2 separate regions of the Homo sapiens genome follow, and region 1 is linked to region 2. Evidence: chromatin loops called from intact Hi-C (ENCODE). Cell type or tissue: GM12878. All regions are shown on one strand. Links, peaks and the distances in the headings refer to the core of each region. The heading gives the core; the rest is flanking DNA. Region 1 has its middle 140 kb from the start of SGO1. Region 2 overlaps EFHB (EF-hand domain family member B).

What was found. Hi-C counts contacts between places; a loop is a spot of excess contacts. Peaks named below come from ENCODE experiments on the same cell type or tissue, not always from the same donor. Only the 100,000 strongest peaks of a DNase experiment are listed, where the experiment ranks them.
Region 1: it touches region 2 in a loop (2.0-fold over the local background); 3 of 110 quality-filtered maps call a loop at or near these places.

The regions. Positions count from the first base shown.
Region 1 is chr3:20,316,557-20,332,031 of GRCh38, reverse strand. No RefSeq gene overlaps it. Among named protein-coding and RNA genes, the nearest start is that of SGO1, 140 kb to the right of the region's middle. In GM12878, for the core only: no CTCF peak of the experiment used is centred there; a DNase peak (open chromatin) is centred at 6,741.
Region 2 is chr3:19,878,957-19,894,431 of GRCh38, reverse strand. EFHB (EF-hand domain family member B) reads left to right here. Exons shown (of 13, transcript NM_144715.4): 10 at 5,781-5,988; 11 at 9,817-10,029; 12 at 11,701-11,882; 13 at 14,628-14,960. The coding sequence ends at 14,801. Among named protein-coding and RNA genes, the nearest start is that of EFHB, 48 kb to the left of the region's middle. RefSeq lists an enhancer at 7,205-7,374. In GM12878, for the core only: a CTCF peak has its summit at 8,871 (motif pointing left); no DNase peak of the experiment used is centred there.

The sequences.
Region 1 (15,475 bases), core at 3,716-11,715, 440 kb before region 2:
GGCGACGGAGTGAGACTCTGTCTCAAAAAAAAAAAAAAAAAAAAAAAAAAAACAGAAAAACCCTGCAACCTATAACTATAATCACGGATCTGAAATGAAAACCCCTTACTGGTATAGTATAAAAAGAAACCCACCAAACACTCTGTAGCATTGGACTTTTCCTCATTTGTTTGTCCTTCTAATTATTGAACGCTTATTATAATTAGATAATTACCAAATGCTTCCTAGGGGCCAGACACTATGTTAGGCACCAGGGACACAACAGGGAATGAAACAAGCATGGTTCCTGCTCTTTAGAGAGTTTACGGTGCAGTAGGCTTTAAGACTCCTGTAGTCTTAAAGACACACAAATAAGAGAATAATCTCCTACCAACCTGTAGAATTGTGTTTCACAGGGAAAGTTCCATGAAACACTATCTGTCCAGAGATCTCCAGCTTTTCCAGATTGGGGCTGATCTCATTTTCTCCTCAGACGTTTCATTTTCTTGGAAGGCAACAAGAAGTCTGTCAAAAATTATACCTCTAACTGCTGGGTCTGGAAAAGGTGAAAAGCTCCTAAAATTGAATAGTTTCTAAGAGCTCCCAGGGGGGATTAGTGAACATAATCCCAGCTATTCCCCAAGGATGAGACTCAAGCCAGGGTCATGTTCTAAAATCCCCTCTGCACAGTTACTAGAGCCCCATATAATGAGTAGGAAGCAATTGGGACTACAGAAAAATCCAACGTTTGGTGGTAAGAAGCCTGCCTCCGTTGCAAGTGACAGAAAACCCAAATCAACTTGATTCAGACAGTAAGAGGAATTTACAGGTTCAAGTTACTGAAAAATCTAGAGGTTGAATGGGCCTTCAGAGCAATTTCATTACAGCTCCAATTTCTTTTCTCTGTGATTCTTTGAGGCAGTCCTCTCTGGATCCACTTGATCTTCAAGATGGCTTTTCTTATGGACATAAGAGCACTGCCAGCAGAAAGTGGGGCTACAGTTCTTTTTCAAACATACCCAACATACAAGAAGATAGGGTTTTCCATAATTAATGAACAAAAACTCTAAGCTTTACTCTAATTAGTCCACCCCCAAACAACCACTGTAACCAAAGGGAGTATCATCTGCACACTAAAATCTGCCCAGGTCAGAAATCTCCATCCTTTGTGGCAAAGGAAACCGGGTAACCCCAAGGAGCTTTGCCTGTTCACAATCCAGTGCAGGAGACATGAATCATAGTGGCCACAAAAATGGGATGAAGTAGAATGGATGACAGAAAGACAAATAGAATAACCACTTTGTATAGTTTCCTTTTTTTTTTTTTTTTTTTTTTGAGACGGAGTCTTGCTCTGTCGCCCAGGCTGGAATGCAATGGCAGGATCTCACTGCAAGCTCCGCCTCCCAAGTTCACGCCATTCTCCTGCCTCAGCCTCCCAAGTAGCTGGGACTACAGGCGCCCGCCACTATGCCTGGCTAATTTTTTTTTCTTTTGTATTTTTAGTAGAGACGGGGTTTCATCATGTTAGCCAGGATGGTCTCGATCTCCTGACCTCGTGATCCACCCACCTCGGCTTCCCAGAGTGCTGGGATTACAGGCGTGAGCCACCGCGCCCAGCCGTATAGTTTCCTTTTAACCGATTGTCTGTATATAGTAATGTGTTTCCTCCCAACAGGAGCAATGTCTAGCAAGCAAAATCTAGATTAGTTGACTCACGACCCATAAAAGAAGTGCAAATGTGTTTCTAACTTCTTTCCTCAGCTAAATCAACAATAATGTAGAAACTCATGTGCTTCTCTCAGAAAGTTTTATCAGCTACAGTGAAGGAACCTGGATAACATCCCAGCTAATCTTTCAGCAGCAGCTGGGGAAAGCATCAAAAAATTACTTTTTCAATTGTCTGTCCAAGTATTGTCTGCGCTTAATCTGCAGATATCCAACTGTTAACACTAGGGGACTTCGTTCAAACAAAGCAACTGCTAAGGCACCCTGGGCACAGAGCCCCATGTGACCACCCTCTCAGAATGTTAATTAAGAATTCCATAATCAGAGTTAGCTTTGGGAATGTCCTTAAGCCCAGAAGAGCAGCCTAATTTCTCTGCTAATTGCTTTGATTCCCAAATGCTAGTAGAGGCTTTTTGGCAGAACCTACTCTAGGTGAAATGTAGGTTTTCAGCTTTTTCTAAATGAACTTATTTATTCATTTTTATTTTCAATTGGAGTTCCTCATAGTAAACAATGGCTTTAACTATTCGCACATTGGTCCTAATAGGCAACATGCTTCTGCTTCTCTATTTTAACTTTTTGCTTCCAAGTATAACATGGCAAGCAAGAGCATTTGATTTGTGGCCCAAGAGTCCTGTATCTGAGACAATTCTCCACTACCTCTGTAGCCCAAGGTATACCAACTTCTCTATATGTTAAAGAATTTTTTTAAAAAAGGTAGAATCATGATGCTTATACAAATGAATACAAAAATAAATATGTATCAAAGATTTTATTTAATGCATTAATTAATGAGAGAACCAGTAAGATGTTATAACCAGTTCAAAAGATAATTCAAAGAACCATACACATCTAGGCAATAAAGAATACTAAATTGAATTTTACAAGTGGAAGCACACGGGTCTATCTATCCTTGGGCAATAATCAATTACATTTTGGATGCAGTTTATTTGCATTTCTAAGGAGAAGAACCATGATTATTGGTATTCTAAAGCTTACAACATGGCAAATTAGCTCAAAGACAATGAAAAAAAGATAATTCTGAAAAGTGCACTAGCAAGACAATCTTTTTTGTTTTGCCATTTCAAAGTTTTTTACAATTTTTTTCTAAAAAATCTATCAAGTGAAAAACAAATTCATCAAGAAAATGCAAAGACAAGCCACAGGCTGGAATTAAATAGTTGCAAAAGACATATCTGATAAAAGACTGTTGTCCAAAATATACAAATAACTCTTAAAACTCAACAAAGAACTCAAACAATCTGATTTTTTAAATGGCCAAATACCTTAACAGGCACCTCATCAAAGATTTACAGGTGGTAAATAAGCATATGAAAAAATGCTCCACATCATATGTTATCAGGAAAATGCAAATTAAAACAATATAAGTTACTACTATACACCTATTAGAATGTCCATAATCCAGAACACTGGCAACATCAAATGCTGACGAGGATGTGGAGCAACAGAAACTCTCAGTGATGGTGGAAATGCAAAATGGTATAACCATTTTGGAAGACAGTTTGGTGGTTTCTTACAAAACTAAACATACTCTTATCATACAATTCAGCAATTATGCTTCTTGGTATTTACCCAAAGGAATTGAAAACTTATGTTCACAGAAAAACCTGCACATGGATGTTTATAGCAGCTTTATTCATAATTGTCAAAACTTGGAAATAGCCAAGATGCCCTTCAGTAAGTGAATGGATGAATAAACTCTACTACACCCAGACAATGGAATATTATTCAGCACTAAAGAGAAATGAGTTATCAAGCCATGAAAATATATGGATGAAACTTAAATGCATATTACTCATGAAAGAAGCAAATGGGAAAAAACTACATACTGTATGATTCCAAATATATTATATACTGGAAAAGGTAAAACTATGGACTTATTTGGTCACTATACATTTTTTCAAACACATAGAATGTACAACACCAACAGTGAACCCTAATATAAACTATGGACTTTGGGTGAAGATGTGTAAATGTGGGTTCATCAAGTGGTATAAATGTACCACTCTGGTGGGGGATGTGGATAATGTGAGAAGCTTCTATACCTGTGTGGGGACAGGAACTATACTAGAAATCTCTGTACTTTCCATTCAATTTTGCCATGAACCCAAAACTGCTCTAGAGAAAGTATATTAAAAATAAAAATCCAGACTTAGGTAAGAAAAGACCTTATTTAAAGATTATTGCAATAAGGGGAGAAGGACTATTGCATAAGGAGGGAGAACTATTGCAATAGGAAGAATGCTCTGATTATGAGATCTGCAAGAATCCCAAAGGTCTGGCAGAAAGGGGTGTTTCTTTTCTAAGGAGGAGTAAATAACACTAGAAAGAACCAGTTGTGGAGACATGGGATCGATGCATGGCCTGATTCAACAGTTGATCAGGGAATGAGTTTTCCTGAAGTAAGCTGATTCTCAGGAAGGTCAATTAAGCAGGGGTTGTTTCATGTTCCAGTGCTCAAGGGTAGGCCAAAGTTCAGGGTCTGGGGGAAGGAGAGAACCCTGATCAAAATTTGGTCAAGTCAAATTAATGGGCATGTTCTCAGTTTGGTCAATAGGGAAAAATATTTTAGCTAATCATTTGTGAGATAAAGAATGAAAATTTGGAGGTTCTGTACATGACCTTGTCCTGGGTAAACAAGGGGTTCATCTCTGAGTCTTATCTAAGTCACCTGGGGAAAGGTAGTTGTGATACTGTGAAACACAATCATCCTCTGTCTAATGACATTTTGGTGATGAACTGCATATTTAATGGTGGTCCCATAAGACTGTAATAAAGCAAAAATTTCCTGTTGCCTAGTGATATCATAGCTGTCATAAAATGATAGCACAACACACTCCTCACATATTTGTAGTGATACTGGTGTAAACAAATCTGTGCTGCCAGTCATATAAAAGTCTAGTGCATACAATTATGTACAGTAATTAATAATAAGTGACTATGTTACTGGTTTATGTATTTGCTACAGTATACTTTTTATTGTTATCTTACAGTATACTCCTTCTACTTATGGTTTTTAAAAAGTTAGATGTAAAACAGCCTCAAGCAGGTCCTTCAGGAGGTATTACAGAAGAAGGCACTGTTATCATAGGAAATGACAGCTCCATATATGCTATTATACCAAAAGACCTTCCAGTGAGACAAGGTGTGGAGGTGGAAGACAGTGATATTGGTGATCCTGACCCTGTGTAGGCCTAGGATAGTGTGTATGTTTATGGCTTAGTTTCTAACAAAAAATGTTAAAAAGTTTTCTAAAAATTAAAAAATTTAAAAAAAGCTTATAGAATACAAATATAAAGAAAAATTTCTGTACAGCTGTACAATGTATTTGTGTTTTAAGCTAAGTGTTATAACAAAAGAAACAAAAAGTTTTTTAAAAACTTAAAAGTTTATAAAGTAAAAATGTTTCAGAAAGCTAAGTTTAATATTAAAAAAGAAAATTTTAAAAAATACATTTAGTGTAGCCTAAGTGGACAGTGTTTATAAAGTCCACAGTAGTGTACAGTAATGTCCTAGGCCTTCACATTCACTCACCACTCCCTCACTGACTCACTCAGAATAACTTCCAGTCCTGCAAGCTTCATTCATAGTAAATGCCCTAGACAAGTGTACCATTTTTTGTATCTTCTACAGCATATTTTTACTGTACCTTTTCTATGTTGAGATATATTTAGATACACAAATACTTATCATCGTGTTAAAGTTGCCTGTAGAATTTAGTATAGTAACATGCTATACAGGTTTGTAGCCTAGGAGCAATAGTCCATACCATAGAACCTAGCTGTGAAGTAGGCTATACCATTGAGGTTTGTGTGAGTACACTCTATGATGTTTGCACAATGAAGAATCACCTAACAACACATTTCTCGGAATGTATCCCCATCCTTAAGGAACACATGACTGTATGTATTTTTTCTTTGTCCAGTTTCCTGACTTATAGAACCTAAAACTCTTGGAATCTTCAGTGTCATAAGAGTATGTTGTGTATGTTAATGAGATGATTGGTAGCTGGGGCTTCCTAGATAGCCTCAGAAGGGAGGCTGGTCACTAGATAGACCAAGGTATAATTAGAGGGTTGGGGCTTTCAGTGCATGCTCCCCCAAACCTAGGGTGGAAGGACTGGGTAGAGGGGCTGAAGTTTAAGTTGATAATAGCATAGATTTCATAGTGTGGTCTTTGGAGAACTAAGCAGCCCAAATCTAAAACACATTAGACTCTTAACACGATGCTGGTACAATGCTAAATAGATGAGAAATATCACTGTTTCCATTATTCATTGATGCTTCTATAGCCAAAATATCTTTCTTATACCAGGCTTTTTTTGGCTTTTCTTAATTAACTACAGAGATCATCTTTGCCCATTAACCCATTATCCAAGATAAATTCAGTTATGGTTTGCATGTTTATCCCCTCCAAAACTCATGTTAAAATTTAGTTGCCATTGTAATAGTATTAAAAAGTGAGACCTTTAAGAAGTGTGTAGGTCATAAAGGCTCCGCCCTTACAAATGGACTAATGTCATCATCATGGAAATGAGTTCATTATTACAGGAGTAGTTTCATCCTCCACTTGCTGTTTCTCACCCACTTTGCCCTTTGGCCATGTAATGCCTTCTGCCACATTAGGACACAGCAAGTAGGCCCTCACCAGATGCCAGCACCTTGATATTGGACTTCCCAGCCTCCAGAACTGTGAACCAATAAATTTATGTTCTTTATTAATTACCCAGTCTGCAGTATTCTCTTACAGCAGCACAAAACAGACTAAGACAGAAAATTGGTGCAGGAGAAGTGGGCTGTTGCTTTAACAAATACCTGAAAATGTGTTAAGCAACTTTGGAACTAGGTAATAGGCAGAGGCTGGAAGAATTTGGAGGAGCAGGCTAGAAAAAGCCTATTTTGTCATAAACAGAGCTTTAAGTATCATTCTAGTGAGGGCTCAGAAGAAAACAGGCAATGTAGGGAAAGTCTGAAACTTCTTAGACATTACTAAGTCATTGTGACCAGGAAGCTGGCCAAAGTATGAATGGTAAAGGCAATTCTGATAAGGTCTCACACAAAAATGAGGAACAGAAACAAGGTATTGGAAACTGGAGTACAGGCCATTCTTGTTAAAAAAAAAAAAAAATAGCCAAGAACTTGGCTGAATTGTTCATGCCCAAGGGCTTTATGGAAAGCAGAACTTTAGAGCAATGAACTAGGATATCTGGCAGAAGAAATTTCTGAGCAAAATATTGAAAGTGCTGCATGGCTTCTTTTAATTATATACAGTGAAATGAGAGAAAAGAGAAAGTATTTAAAGATGGAATTTATAATTAAAAGGGAAACAGAATATAAATATTTGAAAAATTTGTAGCCTGTCCACAAAAAGAATGTAAAGCATGCAATGGTGTGGCCAAGCAACCTTTCGATGAGGGGATTAGTATAACTGGAGAGAAGCCAGATGTCATTCATCAAGACAATGGGAGAATAACCTCAAAGGTATTGTGGAGATCTTCAAGGCTGCTCCTCTCATAATGGGCCTAGAGCTCCAAAAGGGCAGAATGGTTTCAGGATATGGCTGAGGGCACCTTCTACTGACCAGGGCCACCTTGCTCTCTGCATTTCAGCACAGTGCTCCTCAGCCACCCCAGCTGTGGCCCAAGTAGACCTGTGTGCAGCTCAGAAAATGGACTAAGACAAACTTTGTTAATAATTTCTTTCTTTTATCTCTGCTTATATGAATAAAATGCACAAACCCAAATGTCTAAAAATAGAAGAATAAAGAACCAAGTTGTGGTCATCCACCAAATGGTGCAAGGATGACAGTCAAGGCAGCCTAAATGTGTTGTCTATGAAGAGTTTTAATAATGTAGAAATATATCAGAATATATTAATTTTAAAAAATATAGAATTTTATAGCCAAATAAATAAGATAGATGATTGATAGACTGATTTATATATGAAAAATAACAAACACAACTCTTGCTTTATCATTAGACATTGTGCATCCTCTCTCTTTTCTGTATAATATGTTCTGAGCATCTCCCCATTTGCACAAATAGTCCTTGAGAATATACACTCTTAAAATTATAGCATAAGATATATTCCTTTCTATGTTATTTTTCTATTAACCTCTGACTCTCTCATTAAGAATTATGTGGCAGAGGATGGAACATTAAATTGGCAAGCTCATGCAGCAAGGCCTCAAATAAATCTTCATTTGAGACAAAGAAGAGTTCAAACCACAAATGCCATGGTCAAAAGAGGACTAGATGAGAGATCTAATAGAGAGAAAATTGGTTACTGGAAATAGGAGGGAAACATTTATATTATAGTCTGGGGTTTGGAACGAGCCAATTTGAAGGAATTGAGACCATTTTCCCACCCCAAATGGGAACTAGAAAACCAGAGTTGCCCTTCTCCCATCCCTTCTGTTCAAGAATCAATGTTACATTAGTTCCCTGAATACCCATATTTCCCCATGCTGCTTTGGTTTTGCATAAGCTGTTCTTCTGCCTTGGATACCCTCCTCCACTTGTCCACCTGGCAGACGCCTCCTTATCATTAAGTGTCACTTGAAAGCTATCTTTTGCATGAGGCTTTCCCTGATTCCCCCAGAGACAATTAGGTTTTCATTTCCCCGGGCTTTGTAGGGACCTTTGTTACAGCCATTGTTAGCCCAAGCTGCGCCATTTTGTCAACCTCCCACCGTTTTGTACACCCTGGCCAGAGTGGAAATTTCCCAGCAGTGGGAAACACATTGTCGGGCAGGTCTCAGGCCCAACTGCCTGGCCATAGGAAATTCTTCCCTTATCAGCAGCTAACCACACCGCCCATCCCATTTTGCAACAATTCCACCTCTCCCAGCTAGACCTGTAACTGCCCCAGTCTGTAAAAGGAGCTCGAGCTCCAGCCACATAGCTGGTGTCCCCCTCCACAGGTTTCTTCGTCCAATAAACCTGTGTTGCTTTTGACCTGCATCCCCTTGTTTCTGTCTCTTTTCTCCATCCTAACAGCCATCATTTTATTGTAACATAACCATTTGCATGTTGGTCTCCTCTAGTAGACAGTAAATGCCTCAAAAATAAGGTTTACATCTCTTTATGTCCTGTACTTAGCATATTATAGATACTGAATGATTAATGAGTAAATAAATGGACAAATAAATGAAATTGTGTAATGAGATGAAGTAGAATTCATTCACTTACTTGGGACCAAAAATAAAGTCCTGAGGCCACAGCAGTTTGAACTGCCTAACTCCTAAAAATTACCAATATTCTCATTTTACAAATAAAGAAACTGGAATTCTAGAAAAATTAGGAAACTTACTCCAGAAAGTAAATTTCAAAAAACAAATACAAATAATTCTCCATTACATGAAAAGGTAAATGCAAATTAAAACCATTTTTTATCTATTAGACTGGCAGATATAGTTTTTATAATAAGCTTTTTTGGTATGGTATAATAGGCACTTTTATATATTGTTGGTAGAAGTGTACATTGGAATCACCACCAATTTGACACTATAGTGGAAATTTGTATCAAGATTACAAATATATGTAACACTTGGACCAGAAAATCCACTTTTAGAAATTTATCCTACAAAAACTCCTATACTAGTTTGAAAGGTTATATGAATAAGAATATTCATTCCTTCATAGTTTGTAGTAGCAAAAGGTTGGAGAAATCTCTGTTGTCTATCATCAGGCTAAACATATTATAATATATCTAGAGCAGTGGTTCTCAAAGTATGGTCCTCAGACTAACAGCATCAGCATCTCCCGGGAATTTATCAGAAATGCAAATTCTCACACTTGAGGGTAGAGCTCAGCAATCTGTATTTTAACAAGCCCTCTATGTAACTTTGATATATATTAAAATTTGAAAAACATTCACCTATAAAATGAAGTACCATGAAGCTAGGTAAAAAAGAGGAAGCTGTCTATGTGCTGCTAAGGCAAGATCACCATTACACAGCACTTTGTTAGGTGAAGAAACTGCAAAAGAGTGTCTGTAATATGTTACCTTTTTGTAAAAGAAAGAAGGAAAGAAGCCATATTTTAATTGGCTTTTAAATAAATTTTTTAAACTGAAAATCTGGACGCAAGAAATTAAGAAGAATCATTATGTATGACTGCAGTGTCTTGGCAGAGGGGTAACAAGAAATAGGAGAGAGACTTGTAACTATGAACTTTATTTTATACTTTGTGAGTTTTTTTTGTTTTTGTTTTTTGTTTTTTTTTAGACAGAGTCTCTCTCTGTTGCCCAGGCTGGAGTGCAGTGGCGCCACTTTAGCTCACTACAACCTCCACCTCCTGGGCTCAAGAGATTCTCGTGCCTCAGCCTCCTGAATAGCTGGGACTACAGGCACGCACCACCATGCCCAGCTGAGTTTTGTAACTTTAGTAGCGATGCCGGGCGGGGGCGGTTGACCATGTTGGCTGGCTGGTCTCAAACTGCTGACCTCAAGTGATCCACCCGTCTCAGCCTCCCAAAGTGCTGAGATTACAGGCATGAACCACTACACCTGGCCTTGCTTTGTGATTTTTGAACCACATGAATATATTAACTCCTTGATTGACAGATAGATTATAGATAGATGGATAGATAGATAGACAGGTAGGTGACAGATAGACAGACAGACTTGTTTTAATTATGTATATCTCCAAAGTGTAGTGAAAGAGAATTACTAACTGAGCTAACTCCTTCCTACTGCATTTTTCTTATCAAGACCCTGCAGAATTATAAACAGTTCTGTTTTTTTTTTCTTTTTTAAGAGTTACTGATGATCTGTAATAAAATCAGGTAGATAACACACAGACAGACAGACACTCAGATGCATGTAAACACACACTTAAGGAAGGACTGGCTGCCTTGTTAACAAGATAACTAATTTTCCAATTGCTTATTTCCAAATTTAAGACATTTCTTACCCATGTGCAGGAGTTTATCCAATTGCAGAAAGGCGTATCTACTCACAAATTGTCTGTCTAAATTGGAGCAACCAGACAGATCTAAACATAAAGGCTATTAATAATGCAAATACCAGGTCACACTGATTGAAGATAATTAAATTAAATTAAACAGCACACCTACTATACGGCTTGTAATCCTAGAATCTGAGCGAAGTCCAACAATTTAGATAGTTTCAAACATGCACAACCCATTGATACCAAGAAATGTTTTGTGGTGGTCACATTAGATGTCTATGTGAGTATATTGCTGTTAATTTGATGTGTGAACCTTAATAGTTACTTAAAAAATCCAATTGTCCTTTCTATAAAAAAAGAAAAACTAGCGTAACCCTCATCTTCTCCCTGGAATGTGATAGGAATTAATTAGGGATTTTTTAAATTTAGTAATATTTTTAGCTTTTCAATTCCATACATTATGCAAAAAGCAAATAGCCTTGTCATAAATGTCTTATTATTCTGTCCTATTTTCAGTGTAGTGACACTCGGACAGAGTTAAATCCCAAGATCACTTCCTGCTGCCAAACTTCAAAATGGAATCCACAGCAATGACCTCACCTAAATCTCCAGAAGGACTGGAAAATTACAACTCCAGGTGGCTGTTTCTGGCTTACGTCCTCAGGAGACCTTTATAGGCCCTGTGCTGTAGAACATGAGCCCCACACTAGGTGTATTTACCGTGCTATTTGCTTTGATCTGAATTTCCTCTGATAAGTACCTTTGAAGTCCACATATTTTTCTGAGTCTGCTGCCCTGCAGATGCCCAAAATGAGCCATGAGAACTATTAAACTGTGTCTTGACCTTCTGTGGAAGCTCAAATGAACCATCAGTAATAGGATATAAGAGAACCAAGAGAGACCATAGCCAGTGATAGGTACAATTGCTATCACTGTACTTCTTACCTATTTCAGAGACAGGCTATAAAGATTTCAGAAAATGTTAGCCAAGTGCTTTGAGTCCTGGAGAAAAAATATTAGTGGAATTATTTGAGACAAAGAAGGGAAAAGAGAGTTTCTTTTTTAAAAGGTAGAAGAACAAAGGGAACAACAGAAATTCAATTCAATAAATAGTTATCAAGTGCCTGCCAAGTACTAGGCCCTGGACTCAGAACCGAGATGTGTGAGTACTTACAGGACAGTGCTCTGGAAGACGAATGGGAAGAGACATTTAATAACAACAAGGTAGATTAAAATAAATTTCATGAGAGATGAATTTTTTGTTCATTTGTTTTCATTTCCAGCAACAAGCACTGAATTTCACACAGAGGGTATACTCACAACACTGAAGATATGAATGAACAAATTACTGGATACAGAACACTGGGAAAAAAGCTTGTTTCTAGCCTCTTGTCTCTTAGTCTGCTTTCCTTTATGCACATTCCCCAGCTTGTGACTTTAAAACTCTATTCATCACCTAAGTATTATATGCCTTTCAGAAGCACCATTTGTAGGGTTTAAAGTTTATTAGTAGCAACTTTTCTTACCACTTGGCTGCCATCATCATAGGGGGCAGTTTGGAAGCTATACTGAAATAACACAGACTGCATGTTAGGAGTAAGGAAGAAACTGATTCATCCTGTTTTGCTCAGGACTTTCCCCAATTTAATAGAGGAAGTCCTGCTTTCTGAGAAATTTCTTAGTGCCAGGCAAACTTGGATGGCTGGTCACCATAATTAGGGACTTCCTATGAACTTTTCTTCAAGTATTATCTCTGTATTTTAGTGTCAGAAAATTGAAAATGTTAGACTGCAACTTTCTGGAATACAGGTTAGCAATTTCCCTTTTACAACAATTGAAGCTCTTCCCATCTCTTACTTTCCTCTAAAATATTCACACTTTTTTAAAGTTATCTGACTCCTATTGCTCCTACCCGCAAGAATCTTTACTTGTTTCAGAAAGTTTTAGAGCTAAAATGCACATAGAATTAGCTAAACTAGTCCTCTTTTTACTGTTGAGAAAACTTGAGTTCCCATGAGACAATTGGCCAAAGTCATACAGCTCTTTAGTCAGCAGAACAAGGCAAGTGCTCTAGTCTCCCAGTTTCCAGGTTAGTAATGTTCCTCTTACACTGAGCTTTTAAAAATTAGTCTATCTCCAATAGGTTAAAAATTATATTTTATGTTCCATAAACCCAGACTTATACATGTCGTTTCCCCCTTCACTGTATTTGACAATTCCTAATAAAATCCGTCACAGTGCTTTGGATATCAGTTTATAATTTGATCAACAGTAGTCTAGTTTTAAGTGCAGTATTCGGCTAATGAAAAAATAACACAACCTCTTTTATTCATGATTACAAAAGTCCTTTAACTCTTCAATGAAAAAAAATGTTTAAGAATACTTTTCTATTTCATTGGTTATAAAACTCTTTTCTTCTACTTACCAGAGCCCATTACTGCCTACTGGAGTCCATGATCTAATAATGTCAAGAGTAACTCACAGTATTTATCAGTTTAACAATGTCCTTTAATCTCTACAATAACCCTGTCAGGCAGTATAGTGGATGAGTTGTCCCCTGAAGAGTTTGGTTAAAAAAAAAAAAGAGAAAAAAGAAAAAAAACCCTTTCCCTCTGAGAGTTGCACTGCAAAATCAATACAATGCATAGTGATAGAGACATGCAAAGTTGATTTATAAGTCAGTTGAATCCCAGACACGCATAAGACAAGTTTGAAGATATTTGCCAATACCTCAGTCATTATAATGACTTTATAATAAATAATTACTTTATAAAAAAAATCACTGGACAAGTCAGAGAAGCTGATGCCTATTCAAGGGAGAGGAATATTCCTGTAATAGAAAACGATACATCAGGCTACCCTTACCCTGGTGCTCCAAAATTCAACCACATAACTAATTATCTTTATTTGGATCCTATTCTCACTTAATAACTTTCTGACTTTGAACTTCCAAAATTCCTTGCCTTCAAAGACAGTATGGCCTAGCCAAAGAATAGCACTGTTCATGCTCAGTGACTTTCACATTTATCATTCTAAAGTAATAAACTTTTATGCTGATTTATAGGTCAATCTTTACAAATTTGGTTACAAGCCTTGTCTTGAAAGAAGATGCCACTCTGAGAATACAGAAAACCCTAGTCGCCATAGGTTATGGCAAATGCCCCATGGTAACACCTCCTCCGGAGGCCCCTTGACAGCCAGCCAGTTCACCTCTCCTTGTGACTCACTGTCCCTGGCTTTGTATCTTCCACAAAAATGTCACCTAATAATGTTATCCTCATTTTATATATGAGAGAATTAAATCTGCAAGCTAAGTGCCTTGGCCATGGTTGCTTAGTATAATTATGGTCTGGAACTCAGACCTTTAACTCCAATTTTAGTAAATTTTCCTATCCTGACTTTGTGGCAGATACCTCGGTGTTTCATAGCACATCACCCTGGACACCTTGAATTTCAGCCTTAGCAAAAATCCACATGAGCTCAGACTACCCTCAGGTTGAGGGCATCAAGGGCATGTCACCCATCTTTCTGCTTTCTGCCAAAAGGCCTTTTCTGATGCAATGCCATAGAAGCCTGCTCAGACCAAGGACAAGCATAGTTCAAAGGTTGCTCTCAGAGATAGCCTTCAACCTACGGGGAAATGAGGGGGGCCAGATAAATGTCTCTGACTCGTATCCTACAGGTGGATGCTTCTGCAAAGTATGCTTCTCAGAAGACCCCAGGAGAATCAAGTCTTTGTTTCACTCCCTTACATTGGGTTTTCCTCCATCCTTGTCTAACTCTTCTCATACCCTCACTACTGCTTTCTGGGATCCTCCCCAAATAAATTATAAGCACCCAAATTCATTTCTCAAGCTTTACATTGAGGTGAACCCAAACTAAGACAGAAACCTTTACTCTTGAGAGTGAGCTAAGACAGACCTTCTTTCTCTGACATCCAGGAAGCTCCTCTCTCACTGCTGTCCCATGAAGACCTACAGAAAGCCCATCCTCGGGGCTTCACAAGAGCCGCAGTTTGGGCCAGGCTTTAGGGCCCATGTGATGACTTAGTAAATCATATCCAGGGAAGAACTCTAACTCAGGGACCCAGAAGGGTCCTAGAAGCTGACAGGGATATTACATTCTCTCTATGTCTAGAAGAGCACAACAGACTCTTCATCTTGTGAGTTTCTACAACTACCAACAGTCAGAAAGCTCCAATTATCTATTGATACATAATACACTACTCAAAGTGATGGCTTAAAATGATGCCAATATTTATTTTGCTCACTGCATTATAGATTTATAAATGCTGTCTTAGCCCAGTTTTGAGGCTCAGGCTACAGGCTGGTCAGTTCCCCTTCTTGAGCAGTCAATTATATCCATCTTCAAGCATCTCCCTTATTAGGCTCTCTCGTTCTGGGCCACTGTACACCCATCCTAACCACCTCAGAACCACATACCAGAAAACTGAGGACAGTCTTTATGCCTCAGAGGCCCCTGATTCCTCAATTCAATCAGCCCACTTATTCCTAATATTCAACTGGCCTATCCAAAGCCTACTTGCCCTATCTCACCTTTTTTTCTCCCACAGAAACCCCACAGTGCAATAAAAGCACTTTCCCAGAGTTCCCCTCTCTCTCTGTGCACCACCAATCCCAGTGCTTCTGCTGCTGAGTGGCCCTGCATGGCATACTGTGTTCTCAGGGAACAATGAATGTAACAAAATTGTAAAACTCTTTCCAGCTTCTCTTTCTTGATCTCTGCCTGGCCTCACCATACCTCACCTAAGGTAAAATGGTTAAAACACAGAACAATCCTGCAATTTTGGCAGGGCTTGATAGTGCCATCTTGTCTCTG
Region 2 (15,475 bases), core at 4,119-12,118:
CATTATTCCAGATAATGTGTAGACATTCCATTTAGGGAATGGAAAATCTAGAGGGAGAGTTACACATTGGGTAGCAGTAGTGTGCTAGAGTTGGCTTGAGAGAGCATACTGTTAAATTTGCAGCAAGCTTACAAGCCAGTTGACATCACAATGGTAGCTAGAAATTACCATGATGAGAGTATGAACACCATGGAAAGCAGCACCTGCTACAAATCAGGGCTTTTTTCCACCACACTGCCAAAAAGTCAGTTGTTGAACATATGTAACACAACACTGAAGTAGAGTGAGGCCCAAGTACTATGATAAACTCAGAGTTGCAATCAGGGATTTTTGCTCCTAGCTATCATAGACTATGTAATTCATGACAGATGTTCTTAGCAATGCAAGTCAGCTGATGATTTTCTCTTTTAATTAATTGTCTAATTAAGGATGTATAGATTTGTGCTCACTTAAACAGCACATTTGTTGTCAATATGTAAACATTGTTAACTTAAAACTAGAATAGTTTCCTAAAATAAATTTTGCTGCTAGGCTATAGGATTCTCAGTTAGGTTCAATAATTGTGTATAGTCCTTGTTTTTGGAGGGGCTGCATAAGGTCAGTAAGTCCAACCTCCTGTCTGTCCATGCCACCAGCTGATGGTATTTGCTCACCTTGTGGAATGACTGCAAATGGGGCTGGGGAAGATACCCAAAGGTGTTCAATGTGGAGGTGCAGTAACTAGGGTCATTCTCTGCTGTTTCCAATAGATTTCTTGGTAAAGTTGAGGTGGATGTCATTCAAATTGTGGTCAGAACTGCCTGGCAGTCAGTTAAAACTAAGGTGTCACCAACAGTTTGAGAGAACTGCACTAAGGCATTTTTCTTTATGATGCAGTCTTCAGGAGTGGGCTGAAAAACAAAATATCATGATGTCTGTCACTCCCCTGAACATCCTGGGTCTAAAGTGTTCTCTCTCCAAGAGCTCGGTTGCTGCGCTCCCCCTATTGCCACAAAATCAGGGTATCCCATTCCAGTAGCTATAACTTCACCTTTTTCCCATTTACCTCCTATTTTCACCTAGAACTTTTGTCTGGAAAGGTCAGGCATAAAAGAGAATAAAACAGATCTCTGGAACTTTTCTAAGAAATCCCTGGTCCCTCTTATATCTGACCTTTCCTAACAAAAGGTCTAGGCGAAAATAGAGAATATGGGCTGGGCATGGTGGCTCATGCCTGTAATCCGAACACTTTGGGAGGCCAATCACCTGAGGTCATGAGTTCGAGACCAGCCTGACCAACATGGCGAAACTCCATCTCTACTAAAAATACAAAAATTAGCCAGGTATGGTGGCACATGCCTGTAATCCTAGCTACTCGGGAAGCTGAGGCAGGAGATTGCTTGAACTTGGGAGGCAGAGGTTGCAGTGAGCTGAGATCACACCACTGCGCTCTAGCCTGGGCAACAAAGCGAGACTCCATCTAAAAAAAAAAAAAGAAAATAGAGAATATGATTGGGAAAAAGGTGAAGTTATAGCTACTGGGATGGAACATACTGATTTTATATTATTTTATTTTATTTTATTTTATTTTATTTTAGAGATGAGATTCTCACTCTGTTGCCCAGGTTGGAGTGCAGTGGCACCATCATAGCTCACTGCAGGCTTGAACTCTGAGCCTCAAGTGATCCTCCTGCCTCAGCCTCCCATGTTGCTGGGATTACAGATGTGAGCTACTGCTCCCAGCTCTCACACTGATTTTTGAGAAGTATACTCAACCAAGTGGTTATTATCCTTATGATCAAGGATTATGTAAACCCAACAAGAAAATCAGGAGGCTGAAATAGAATTAAATTTGAACCTCCTAGAATCCTTTTTATGCCTGGTTGCTACCAAAAGGGCGGACCAACCCTACTGGCCCGGGATTGCTGTTGCATGGTGCTGTTGCACCATGTCCAGGAATGGTCATGGAAGTAACACCAATTTTCAAAATAAGTCTTTATAACCCCTGCCCCTTTTATTCTGATTATTATTCAGGAAGCAGCTGAGATAGAATGAGTCCTTTCTGGGGACAGCTGCATTGAGTGACCAAACAGCTTTACTAAGATGTGGGCACCAGGAGCTGGTGAGAGAAGTAGACAGTTTTTGAGAAGGCCATTCCAATGCACAATAATACCATATGACAATGGACGGTAGGGAGTAAGAAAGCTTCATTGAATACCTTGACTAATAGCTCATTGCTGAATAGCTTTTGTGCTATAGGGTGCACCCCATTGACAGACTGAAAATGTTCCAGAAAGCAAAACGCACAACCCAGATTAACTTAACTTTATGGGCCCTACTGTTGGGACTAGACCCATATGATTGGACTGGAATGGCAATTCCATAACTTGAATAAGTGTCAATATTGGTGTGGCACCACCAATAGCTCTGAGGAGGGAGGGGTCAGAGGTTCACTGTAGTCAGTCTGTCAGGAGCATGAGGGAGATCCCTATGTGTGATGTGTCCTCTCTCACCGTAAGACAAATGAGTCAACTTCTGGCAGTCACAAGTTTGGCATGTAGTGGTGGCTTCTGCATTAGAAACATGGAGTTCTTTACCTTGTGCTCTGTGTGTAATGGGGGTGTGTTGCCATGTATGTACAGGCAGCAATGTTGGCAATCTGGATGGTTCAGGCTTGATCAGCAGCTTGATTCCAATCATTCCCATGCTTATGGTGAGTATCTACATGAACTACCCAGATAGTTCAATCAGTAGCCATAATTTTTGTCCTATAGTTTGCAGTCCCTTAAAGGGGTGTCTTTAATCTGCTATTTTATTGTTTTCCAAGTGGCCAACCAAATAGGTAGGCCACAGTCAACAGCCCAAGAGTCAGTAAAAATATAACAGGTTTATCAAGGGGAGTATTTGCCAGAGCCATGAGAATGGCCTTTAGTTTAGCTCAGTGAAGACCACCAGGTTTCAGCTCAGCCAGACTATAAGTGAAACAGGCCCAGGCATTTAGAGGAGGTTCTGTGAATTGAGGGTCCTCTTGAGCCAGTGGCTTTGCTTCAGGTGACAGAGTGGTGAATAATTTTTTTTTTCTAAAGGATCACTTCTCAGCTGAGTGTGGTGGCTCACACCTACAATTCTAGCATTTTGGGAGGCTGAGGCAGGAGGATAGTTTGAGGCTGGGAGTTTGAAACCAGCCTGGGTAACATAGTGAGACTCCATCTCTACAAGTAAACACAAATAGTTAGCCAGGAGTGGTAGTGCCAGCTACTCAGTAGGCTGAGGCAGGAGGATCACCTGAGCCCAGGAGTTTGAGGCTGCAGTGAACTATGATTGTGCCACTGCATTCCAGCCTGCACAACTGATTGATAGCCTGTCTCAGCAGCAGCAGCAATAACAACAACAAAAATATTGCTACTCTTTTACACGTAAAGCTGAGATGTTACTGGGGTTGGGCTGGCTGCATTCTTGAATATGCCATTTCCATTTGACATATGAGGCTTGTTTGCTCCTTTTTCATTTTGTTAGTCATTTAGTCCAAGTTGGCCGGCCTCAAAATGATTATTGGCTGGAGAGTCAGAAGGCCTCCATGGGTCCAGTGTTCAGTTTCCAGAAGAGCTCAGTGACAGGCTAATAGCTGCTTTTCAAAAGAGGTCTACCTGGTAATTATGTTAGGGAGGCAATAAGTCCTAAACTTCACGGTGCACCTCCAAGTGAAGGTTGCCTTTCTTTTCCAGAGGCTCTAATTGGCAAAACCACCAGTTATAGACTTGTAACTCAAAGGAGTCATTAGGGTTATGGGGTCCCAAAGGTAATAACAATTGTCTATACATGGCTCTTCTTGATCAGGATAATCCCCTCTGTCACATATGAACATTCACTCTACAGACATGGAAAGCATCAATACCAATTAAATATTCAGGCTTGGAAGCCGTAGCAATAATACATGGTTATCTTTAATTCTTCTCTGCAAACTGTGCCCAAACCCCATTAACTGAATTCGGACATCCTTCCCTACCATCCTCTCCCAGGACTGACTATGATGATGACTTTGGGAACTGTATCCAAACCATAAAAATGTGAGAATCTCACCCCACTGAACAGATGCATCCCTCTTGAAGACCTGGAGCCCTTGGTCCTACTTCTAATCATCTTTCTCCCTAAAGCGGATGAGATCAGGGCTTGGGGGAGGGAGGGATTAAGGGTGCAGAGGGAGAGAATGGCTTTGCACTAGTAAGTAAGAAATATTTACTTTGATTTTGAGTGGCATGGTGGTGGCATGGTAGCTCCATGAAACAAACCACCAGTGTTTTCAGTGCACACAAAGCCCTGCATATTAGGCGGTAATTTATCGTTGACAGCATCTGTTTCAGTTTTGGGGCTCTCTTGATTCAACAGCCACATCCCGCATTGCTTTTCAGCTAGGATGAGTGTGGGTTTGCATTTTTGGTTGTAGTAGAGACTTTTGTTTGTTTTTGAGATGGAATTTCACTCTTGTTGCCCAGTCTGGAGTGCAATGGCGCAGTCTCGGCTCACTGCAACCTCGGCCTCCTGGATTCAAGCGATTCTCCTGCCTCAGCCTCCCGAGTAGCTGGGATTACAGGCATGTGCCACCACGCTGGCTAATTTTGTATTTTCAGTAGAGACGGGATTTCTCCGTGTTGGTCAGGCTCCCAAAGTGCTGGGATTACAGGCATGAGCCACCGTGCCTGGCCTGTAGTAGAGACTTTTATAAAGGAGTCTGCTTTAATCCAGGGCATTTGCAGCTGTATTGTCAAGATCATATATTTTAAGTTCTCATTCTGTTTGAATACAAGGGTTAAGTAGGGAAGTTTTCCAGGGCTGTGGGTCTGACTGCAAGAATTTATAATTCATCGAGTCAGTTTCTCGTTCTCCAGGGGATTGCCTCCATCAGCATTGTAAATCCAGTCCTGGGCAGTAAGAGCTTAAATACTACGCAGTGACTCATTTATGATTCCTCTTGGGAGTTATTTCCTCTCAGGGAAGTCTCTCTGAGGGGGCCAAAGCTCCCTTATAGCAGGAAGAATTCACTGCAGAAACAAACAAGAAAACTGGGACCTTTGCCATCATCTCTGAATGGATTTAAGGTTGGCTTGATAGACTGCAGGAGGGACTGAGTGCTAAGATGTCCCAGCTGTTGACATTCTTCCTTAACGAACATTGTGTGCTCTGCCCCTTCATCTCCCAAGTGAATCAGCCAGTTTCTGCTGAGAGCCCTTATACATTTCCCTCTGTTCATACTCAGTGTAGGTACTTCTGTCTTTAACTGCTGTCTGAAAGGAGGTGAGACTTTTTCCCTCCACCCTCCTCCCCCTACTTACCAGGATGAATCTTAGTGTTACTTGTTTCAATGGGGCTGACCATCAGATTGGTAGCATTTCCCTCTTGCCCATAGGAGTGTTATGAAAACCAGACCACTGTCTTTGAACCCACCTCCGTGAACTTGTCCTGCAACTATCTCCCCAATTTCTCCTTAATAACAGGCAATGAAATGAAGGGCCATTTATTGCCAGGTTAAAACACAGAAGGTATTAAAAACTTTGTAAGGATAAAAATTGTAGAGAGCTGTCAAAAGTACACACCTATTGGTCATATGAAATGTCAAGCCCATATCATGGTAATAATGCTCTACCACGGTCTAACCAGCGTATTTGACTCCTCTTCTGTGAAAATTGAGACAAATTTGAATTTATGTGATGAAGCTATTTCTTTTTTCTTAAACTAAATAATGTTGCCTACTCTGCTCTTGAAGACAACTCCCATTTTATGTTCTTTTGCTTCCTGTATAACAGAAGGGAGATGGGATGATAGATAAAGACGAGCTGCAGGAAGCTTGTGACCAGGCCAACTTGAGTTTAGATGACAAGCTCCTGGACCAGCTATTTGACTACTGTGATGTGGATAATGATGGCTTCATTAACTATCTGGAATTCGCAAATTTTCTTAACTGGAAAGACAAAATGCTTCTTAAAGAGTATGAAGAGAGGGTCATTATTAAAGGTATTTAATTTTTGAAGGTTTGATGAATTATTATTTTTTTAAATTTTAAAATTTATTATTATTATTTTTAATACAGACGAGGTCTCACTATGTTGCCCAGGCTGGTCCTACTTGCCCTTGAACTCCTGGGTTCAAGGGATTCTCTTGCTTTGGCCTCCCAAAGTGCTGGGATTATTGGTGTGAGCCAGCATGCTTAGCCATTTGCTGAATTCTTAAATGGACTTCTGTATTTTAATTTTTCTAAGAGCTCAGCTATATTCAACTTTAATATTATATGAAAAATAAAAATATACATTTATACATGGTTTTTATTTGCTTGTTTATGCATGGAATATCTGTAGTAGTGTAGGAAAGAATCAATAATATTTATTATTTCCAGGAAGAGGCAGTTGGATGGCTGAGGGACAGGGTGGCAATGAGATTCACTTTTTAATCTATATTTTTGTATCTTTTGAGTTTGGAACCATGTATTATTTATTCAAAAAAATTAAAAGCACAAAACTTACACTGAAGCTCAAAATATAAAAGACAGTTTCTCAGAAACCTGTTTAAAAACGATTATCTGAGTAGTTAATTCCCTTTCCCAGGAAACACACAATTTGACATAAAATTAGATTTTAAAAATTTTGTATAAAAAGGAAAAACAGCATAATCTTTACTTTTGATTCAAATGTTATAATGTTTACATCAAGCTTGTCCAACCCTTGGTTCAAGACAGCTTTGAATGCTGCCCAACACAAATTTGTAAACTTTCTTAAAACGCTATGAGATTTTTTTGCGACATTTTGTTTTTAAGCTCATCAGCTGTCCTTAGTGTTAGTGTACTTTATGTGTGGCCCAAGATAAGTCTTCTTCCAGTGAGGTCCAGGGAAGCCAAATGGTTGGATACCTCTGGCCTACATTTTATCTTTCTGTATCATTACATATATAGATATACATATATACATATGTGTATATGTATATATTTTAAGCATGTCTAAAATAACACTGAACATACTATATAAGGCTTTTTAAAATTTAACTTTCGCATTTCTCTTCTTCCTTTTTTTTTTTTTTTTTTTGATAGGGTCTTGCTCTGTTGCCCAGGCTGGAGTGCAGTGGTGTGATCTTGGCTCACTGCAATCTCTACCTGCCGGGTTCAAGTGATTCTCGTGCCTCAGCCTCCAGAGTAGCTGGGATTATGGCAGGTGTGTGCCACCATGCCTGGCTAATTTTTTGTATTTTTAGCAGAGACAGGGTTTCACCATGTTGCCCAGGCTGGTCTCGAACTCCTGGCCTCAAGTGATCCTCCTGTCTTGGCCTCCCAAAGTGCTAGGATGACCGACAAGAGCCAACATGCCCAGCCAGCTTTCATATTTCTAAGGAATGAAGAAATGCTTTTTTGGTTTCTATGAACTACATTTCAGTTCCCTCATGCTGATATATTATGATTTACTAAACCATTTCTTCACTCTATGAAATTTAGGCTGTTTCTAGATATTTTAAAAGTAATATGCACAATGCTATAATGATCATATCTCAAAAAGCTTTTTATTTCTCATTTCTTATGAATGTTATTATTGTCTCAGAAGTAACTCTATTTTCATTTTGCTTTTCTAAATGATTTTACTGATTTGCAATTTTATCAGCTAAGTCTGTGAGGTTTTACTCCAATCTCACTACCATTGAGTGTTATTTCAAACAAAAATTCTTACATTGTTGTACTTTAGTTGGTTTATAATAATACCTCATTTGCCTTGCTTTTTTTTTTTTTTTTTTTTTTTTTTTGAGACAGTGTCTCACTCTGTTTGCCCAGGCTGGAGTGCAGTGGTGCAATCATAGCTCATTGCAGCCTTGAACTCCTGGGCTCAAGTGATTCACCTGCCTCAGCCTCTTGAGTGGCTGTGTTGCCCAGGCTGGTTGTGAACTCCTGGCTTGAGGGATCCTCCCTCCTCAGACTCCCAATATGCTGGGATTACAGGCATGAGCCACTGCATCCAGCCTACCTTAATTTTTGTATCTTAATTATTAGAGGTTCAGCTTTTTAAAAAGATATTTACATTTTTATTTTCTCTCGGGATGTCTCTCTTCTAAAAAGTGGAGATACTACTATTTTCACTTTTATTCTTGGGTCATGCCTTTCTGTGAAGTCAAAACCAAATTTTGGTCTCTCTTGATGATGCGAGCCCTTATGGGTTAGCCTTTCTATTCTATCCACTAGGAAAGCATCAGAATCTTCCCTACCTAATGAAGCTTTTTATAGAAAACAGCTCTACTCCAACCCTTTCATAAACAGGGGTGACAGAGCTTCCTTCTTGGCACAACTCATGAAGTAGTGGTAGAAAGCAAAAGCTTATTTCAGACCAGATAATTCTTCAAATTGTTTCTGGTTTTTGGATGCTGATTTCTTCAGCCATTTTAAATGGAGTTTTTAAGGATTTTCATCTTCTATGATTTTAGGGTAGAAACTGTCAAGTTTGTAGTCAGTAGGTCTAGAGGGGGCCCAGGAATGTTCTGCCAAAATTTTTCTGATACCAAATTCTATCTTACTGTTGACTTTTGGAGAAAAGTGGGTAAGTAATCTTCCAATTTTTTGAGAAATTCTTTTTCAAACTTTGTCCAGATTTCTACTTTTGGTGAGGTGGAGGGTTAGAGGATCTGGAACAGTGGGCCTGAGAATTTTCAGAGCAGCAATTGGCAGGAACTGAGTGTGGGGAGAGGTGGGGTTGCGGGGAGGAATGCGTTCTTCAGAGACGTAAGTCTTTTCTAGTTTGCCACGGTATCCACCCTTCTCTAATACCAGCAGGTCACTTGCCTTTGCAACCCTTACTTGGGCTCCCCCAGAACCTTTAGAATTTTTCTAAAGATGGGAACACCACAGCGCTCTCTAGTGGTATATATGTAGTAACCAGATCTGAAAAAGATTGCAGGAATTTATTCCTAAATTTCAGAATTGGCTCAGCAAAGCAATCTGCAAAAGAGGACAGTCTTACAACTTCAGTTCTATCTCAGGGTTTTCTTTTGTACACTGACTTGTCAGGAGTTAGTTGTAGAAACAGTTCTTGAGCTCACAGTGAGTTCTTATCATCTCTCTTGATGTTGTAGTGCATGCTCCCCCCAGTCAAGTAGATGTGGAATTTTCCACTACAAGCATGTCTTGTCTTATTTCTCCCTAGTGCATAGTGCTAGGAAAAACTCTGTAGTTCAAGTTAAATATTAAAATACGCTTTTTTTTTTTTTTTGAGACGAAGTCTCACTGTTTTCCTCCAGGCTGGAGTGCAATGGCGCGATCTCGGCTCACTGCAACCATTGCCTCCCTGATTCAAGTGATTCTCCTGTCTCAGCCTCCTGAGTAGCTGGGGTTACAGGCGCCTGCCACCATGCCTGACTAACTTTTATATTTTTAATAGAGACGGGGTTTCATCATGTTGGCCAGGCTGGTCTCGAACTCCTGACCTCAGGTGATCTGTCCACCTCAGCCTCCCAAAGTGCTGGGATTACAGGCGTGAGCCACCGTGCCTGGCCGCTCTATTTTTTTTTTTTTTTTTTAAGAAAAGAAATGAATGGATTCTGTGTTTACATTTGGTCTCTCATATTTCAAAGCTTTATTCTAGAATAAAGTGAGTGGAGTAGCAGAAGAAAACATTAGGCCATGTTCAGATTTCCTGGCATATGACATTGGCCTGAACTTACTCTTCCACAGTTGGGTGTTGGGTCAGTGGAGGGGTCATGCCAGCTGTTTCCATTAGCAAGAAGAGACTAGATGGGAAAACTTATCCTGTTACAGAGCAGCAAGCACTAAGTAGTAATGTATTCCTGCATTTTTTCTTTCATTTATTTTCCTTAAAGGTAGAAAACCAGATTGTGTAAACCCTACTGAGGCTAATGTTGAAGAACCTGAACAAACTCTCCTCATAAAGCCAGAAGATATTGTCTTAAAAGAAGCAGGAAGCACAGAAAAGACTCTCCGGACACTTCTGAGACCAAGTGATAAAGTTTCCAACTACTATAAGACAACTTCTTCTGAGATCAATGCAATTGTAGGAGCCATTCCTTCTACTTGTATGTCACTTATTTGTCAAGTTTTAAAAGCATCAACAAACTGTCCTCTGTCTGTCCTTGCATTGTCCCCTGCCTTTCTCCGTTAGATTAAGTTTCCCAAAGCTTTGTACCTTGCATTTAATTCATATTCTAACCACCTGGGGAGGAGAGGCCCACATATAAATGTTGATTGAACGGAATTGCCAATGATGACCAAAGTAAAATGATTCTTTATATATTAATGAAATGGAAACCATTATAGATCAGAACATTGAATGTTATACATTGTAGTAATTCAGACTCCACCAAGTATTAATATTAGACGATTTTAAAACCATATGATTCTTAGCTCCATACATATCTGCCTTCAAATATTTAAAGAGCTTTTACATAACATTTCTCTGCATATTCATTCCCCATGTGTTAGTTTGCTGGGGCTGCTGTATCAAAGTACCACAAACTGGTGTCTTAATAGAATTTTATTGTCTCACAGTTCTGGAGGCTTGACGTGCAAGGTGTCAGCAGGATTGGTTCCTCTGGTGGATTGTAAAGGAGAATCTGTCCATGCCTCTTCCCTAGTTTCTGATGATTTGCTGGCAGTCTTTGGCACCACTTGGCTTCTTCAGCATCACCCTGATCTCTGCCTTCATCTTCACGTGGTGTTCTCCCCATTTTCATGTCTGTGTCCAAATTTCTCCATTTTACAAGAACTCTAGCCATATTAGGTTAGGGGCCCACCATACTCCAGTATGACCTTATCTTAATTAATTATACCTGAAAAGACCTTATTTCCAAATAGGGTCACACTCTGAGTTAGTGGAGGTTAGGACTTCACCATCTAAATTTTGGGAGGAGACAATTCAACCTATAACATCCATATATCAATATGAAGCATGATGAATATTGGTGATATAGAAAAACTATTTTATGTTGATCAAGATCACATCCTTGGAATAAGGACATGATTGAGGATTTACATATTTTTCTCAACTGGATTTTTATAGACATGCTATACATTCTAGAGTAATGAAATCTTGTTACTCTCGTTAGACTGTGTTGTCCAATAGAAATAAAATTGAAGTCATCTATGTATTTACAAACTTTTTAGCATTAAAGAAAACCAGGCTGGGCATGGTGGCTCATGCCCATAATCCCAGAATCTTGGGAGGCCAAGGTGGGAGGATCAATTGAGGTGAGGAGTTCAAGACCAGCCTGGGCAACATAGTGAGACCCTGTCTCTGCAAAAAATACAAAAATTAGCTGGGCATGATGGCAAACGCCTGTAGTCTCAGCAACCTGGGAGGCTGAGGTGGGAGGATCACTTGAGTCCAGGAGTTCAAGGCTGCAGTGAGCTGTGATCATGCCACTGCATTCTAGCCTGGGTGACAGAGTGAGACCCTGTCTCAAAAAAGAAAAAGAAAAAGAAAAAAAAGTCATGTTAAAAAAAGAAACAGGTGAAATTAATTTTAATACGATATATATTCAAAATATTATCATTTCAATAACTAATCAATATAACAATTATTAAATATTTTCCTTTTTTTACTAAAATGTTTGAATTTTACATTTGGAATACACCAAAATTCTTCCTAGCTACATTTTAAGTGCTCAGTATGCACATGTGACTGGTGGCTACTGTGTTACACAGCTTTGTTTTAGAATGTCTGTTTTCTTCCCTCATCAATGACCTAGGTTACCCCATTTGTGGTGTTCCAACCATTCGATCTGACATTCCTGCTCCCCGAATTCGTCGCATCAGTGACAGAACTAATTATGGTGAAGAAGGTAGTGCATATTCACTACTATATCCTACCATTTTTGCCCGGAAAGGAGTGTTTGAAAGAGACTTCTTCAAGACCAGATCAAAAGAAGAGGTATAGCATATAAGCATACAAAAATGGAAATGTTTTCTCTATCAACAACTACTATTTTAGAATTTTAAAAACTTGAATTTTTATATTTACAAAAGTCTACAGGATCCCCAAGTATAGGATTCTTGATGAATAATCCTCAACTTGGTTGTGACATCTGGTACAATTCTTGAGGTAGAATTTATGCTGTGACAGAAAGAGCAAATTCATATTTTACATTCAATATGGTCCACGTAAAGAAGAAAAATATTTTTCTAAAACATTTAATACTATTCTAGTTGAGAAAAGGAACAGGATCAACCCCTTCCTTATGTAAGCATCCTGATGGCCTTGGGCCTCTAGAACTAAGAGTGGGCATGAGGATGGTCACTTTGCTACCCTTCTTGTCCACTGGTATCATATGTCTCAGATTATCTGTGACAAGCATTGATTTAAAATATTCTGTCTTGTTGCCACAACACAGGTAAGGTAATACATCTGTCTTATTTAATTATTTATTTATTTATTTATTTATTTATTTATTTATTTATTTATTTTTGACTCAGAAAACATGATGCCCACATCTGAGATGTTCCTCTTCCTAGATGAGTTATAAAGCTAGGGTTATAAAACCAGCTAGGTCTGAATAGCCACTGGGGTGCTGAGGGCCAGAGATTGATAGCAGTGCTCAGTTAGACTAGCCTGTCTACATCTGTGCTTATGGAAAGCAGGTATAATTCAGGGAGTACTTGCTTCTTCAGAACCTTCATAGCTGGAGCTAGAAATGATAAAGGAAAAGACATACGATGTCTTTTCGGACTTCAGATGAAGGGTTGATGGCTTGGAAATGTATTAAATACTAACCGAATTAATGGCAGATGCATCCCAGCAATTCTTTCACACGGACGCAGGACAGAGAGGAAGAAGAGACAGAGGCTGATGCTTTCTTACTGGCCCCAAAGGAGGAACTTGGTATCCTTCCTGTGGGTCAAAGAAGAAAACCTCCAGATTGTGTTTTCACTTTCCTCAATCACTCTGAAAGGCCTATGAAATAGAACTTTAGGGTTTCCAAAAGAAACAGAAATCTCCTGCTTGTTTCATAACCCCTAAAGGAAGTCATCCTTTTAACTAGGAAGTCATCTTTTATCCCACAATTCTAGACAAAAAGTAAGAAGTCAAAGACCTGCTTGGAATAATAATGTTGACTTGAGGATGGATAGATTTCAGTAGACATGTTAGGTAGTCAGCATACTACTGATAGAATGCCAAACCACTGGAGCAAAGCCTCCAAGGAGTGGGGAAGGAAGCAGGGGAGAAGGTCTGGGATGCTCAAGACTGACTCAAACCATTCCTGAGCTCACTCTGCAGGGGCCTTTTTAAACTACCAGTGGGTGGGGAAAATAGCAGCTATGCATAGGGGTATTGTGTTTTTGCTTTATAGCTGCAGTTGCTAGCAGCTCTGCTCTTCTGAATTTCAGAATTTGATTTGTATTTGAATAGTACTTAATTTGTATTTAATTACACTAATTTCCCACAAGGGTACATCATTTCTAGGGGATTTTTTAATTGTTGAGATTCTGTTTAATAGATGTATTCTGCAACTATTTTATTTCTTTGGCTATTCGCTTCTAACCTTTTCATTTCCCTTTTTGTTTTTTTTTTCTGAATGCTTCATAGTAAATGCTTCTTTTAAATTTAGTTTCATTTTAAAATTTTGTTTTCACATACTTTATTCCCACTACTCATTCTATTGTTTCTTCCCGCTACTAGTTCTTACTTTCCTTTCCTATATTTTTCTTAAGACATAAGAAGCATGTTTTTCCCCGCCTTCATCTGTTTTAATAATTATCACTGTAGAGAGATTATTTGTAACCAAAGGTTGCTGGTTTTCAGTGTGCTTGGCTTTTAGTGTCCTCTCTTAATCATGGGTACACTATCTGCCATTTGCACACATAGTTAAAGTTCCAACAGGCCAGTTAGATACATTTTATAAATGTTTGTATTTTAAAGAATACAAAACTTGGCCATGCCTAGAGGCTCATGCCTGTAATCCCAGCACTTTGGGAGGCCGAGATGGGTGGATCATTTGAGGTCAGGAGTTCAAGACCAGCCTGGCCAGCATGGTGAAACTTCATCTCTACTACAAATACAAAAAAATTGGCCAGGTGTGGTGGCACACACCTGTAATCCCAGCTACTCAGGAGGCTGAGGCAGAAGAATCGCTTGTACCCAGGAGGCAGAGGCTGCAGTGAGCCAAGATCACACCACTGCACTCCAGCCTGGGCAACAGAGTGAGACTCTGTCTCAAAAATAAATAAATAAATAAATAAATAAATAAATAAATGAAACTAATGTTCAAGTGGCTTAGGTGACATACACAAGACCAAAATGACAATAAATGACTGAAATGGAACTCAAACCTAGCAAGTCTTCTTTATTTTTTTCACTCTTTTTACTTAAATTTTGCTACCTCTCCTTAAAATAATGAGACATTTAAAGTTGAAAATAACTTTATATATTGGCTAGTGTATTTGAACACCCTCATATTATAATAACAAAATTATTCCTGAGCTGACAGTATTAGAATTTTGATATTTTCTCATTATGTATATATACAAGCACATGCACACACACAAATACATACACACACATACTTTTCACACATACTTTTTTGGAAAAATATCCATAGTCTTAGATGTTATAAAGATATTTTTCATTACAAGTTTTAAAACATATAAATCATGGTCTATTTTAAATGCCTTTTTCTAGATTGCAGAGATATTGTGTAACATTGGTGTCAAACTGTCTGATGAAGAATTTGAAAATGTATGGAATCTTGCATCAAAAAAGCATCACAGAGGAGAAGTTTGTGTTGAGAACATCAGAAATGTTCTAGATGAGCTACGGCATGCAGACCGGATCAAGTGTAAAACACTCATGTGATATTTTTGGACTTCATTCATTCAAGCAAAAGAATTATTAACTCTGTGTTTATCTAAAATGTTGAATCCATTCTGGTTTTAGATATTATGTTAGAGTTCACAGTGGTAAGACTCATATGCCTGTATGTGTTGCTAATAAATTAGATTTTGGATTTTAAAATTTATTGTTTTCCATAAAGCACCTAAGAGCTTGACAAGTGATTGAAGAGTTAACATTCAGCCTCAGCAAAGACAGTTCAGAATGATATTAGAAGTTTTGTAGGCCTAAGAATTCCATATATTTTAGTTGGCCGTCTGAATTCATAGTGTGATTTGTGATGCCAAGTTTAATTTTCTTTGTTGGTTAAGCCAATTTGAACTGCAATTTCTGTCACAGGTGATCAAAATGTAGTAACACACCAAGAGTAAGGAGATTCATGTTTATGTAGTGGACTAAAAGCTAGATCTTGTGCATGGAACTACAGGTGAATTTTTTTTTTTTTTGAGATGGAGTCTCACTCTGTCACCCAGACTGGAGTGCAGTGGCGCAGTGTTGGCTCACTGCAACCTCTGCCTCCTGGGTTGAAGCGATTCTCCTGCCTCAGCCTCCTGAGTAGCTGGGACTACAGGCGCGTGCCACCATGTCAGGCTAATTTTTCGTAGAGACGGAGTTTCACCATATTAGCCAGGCTGGTC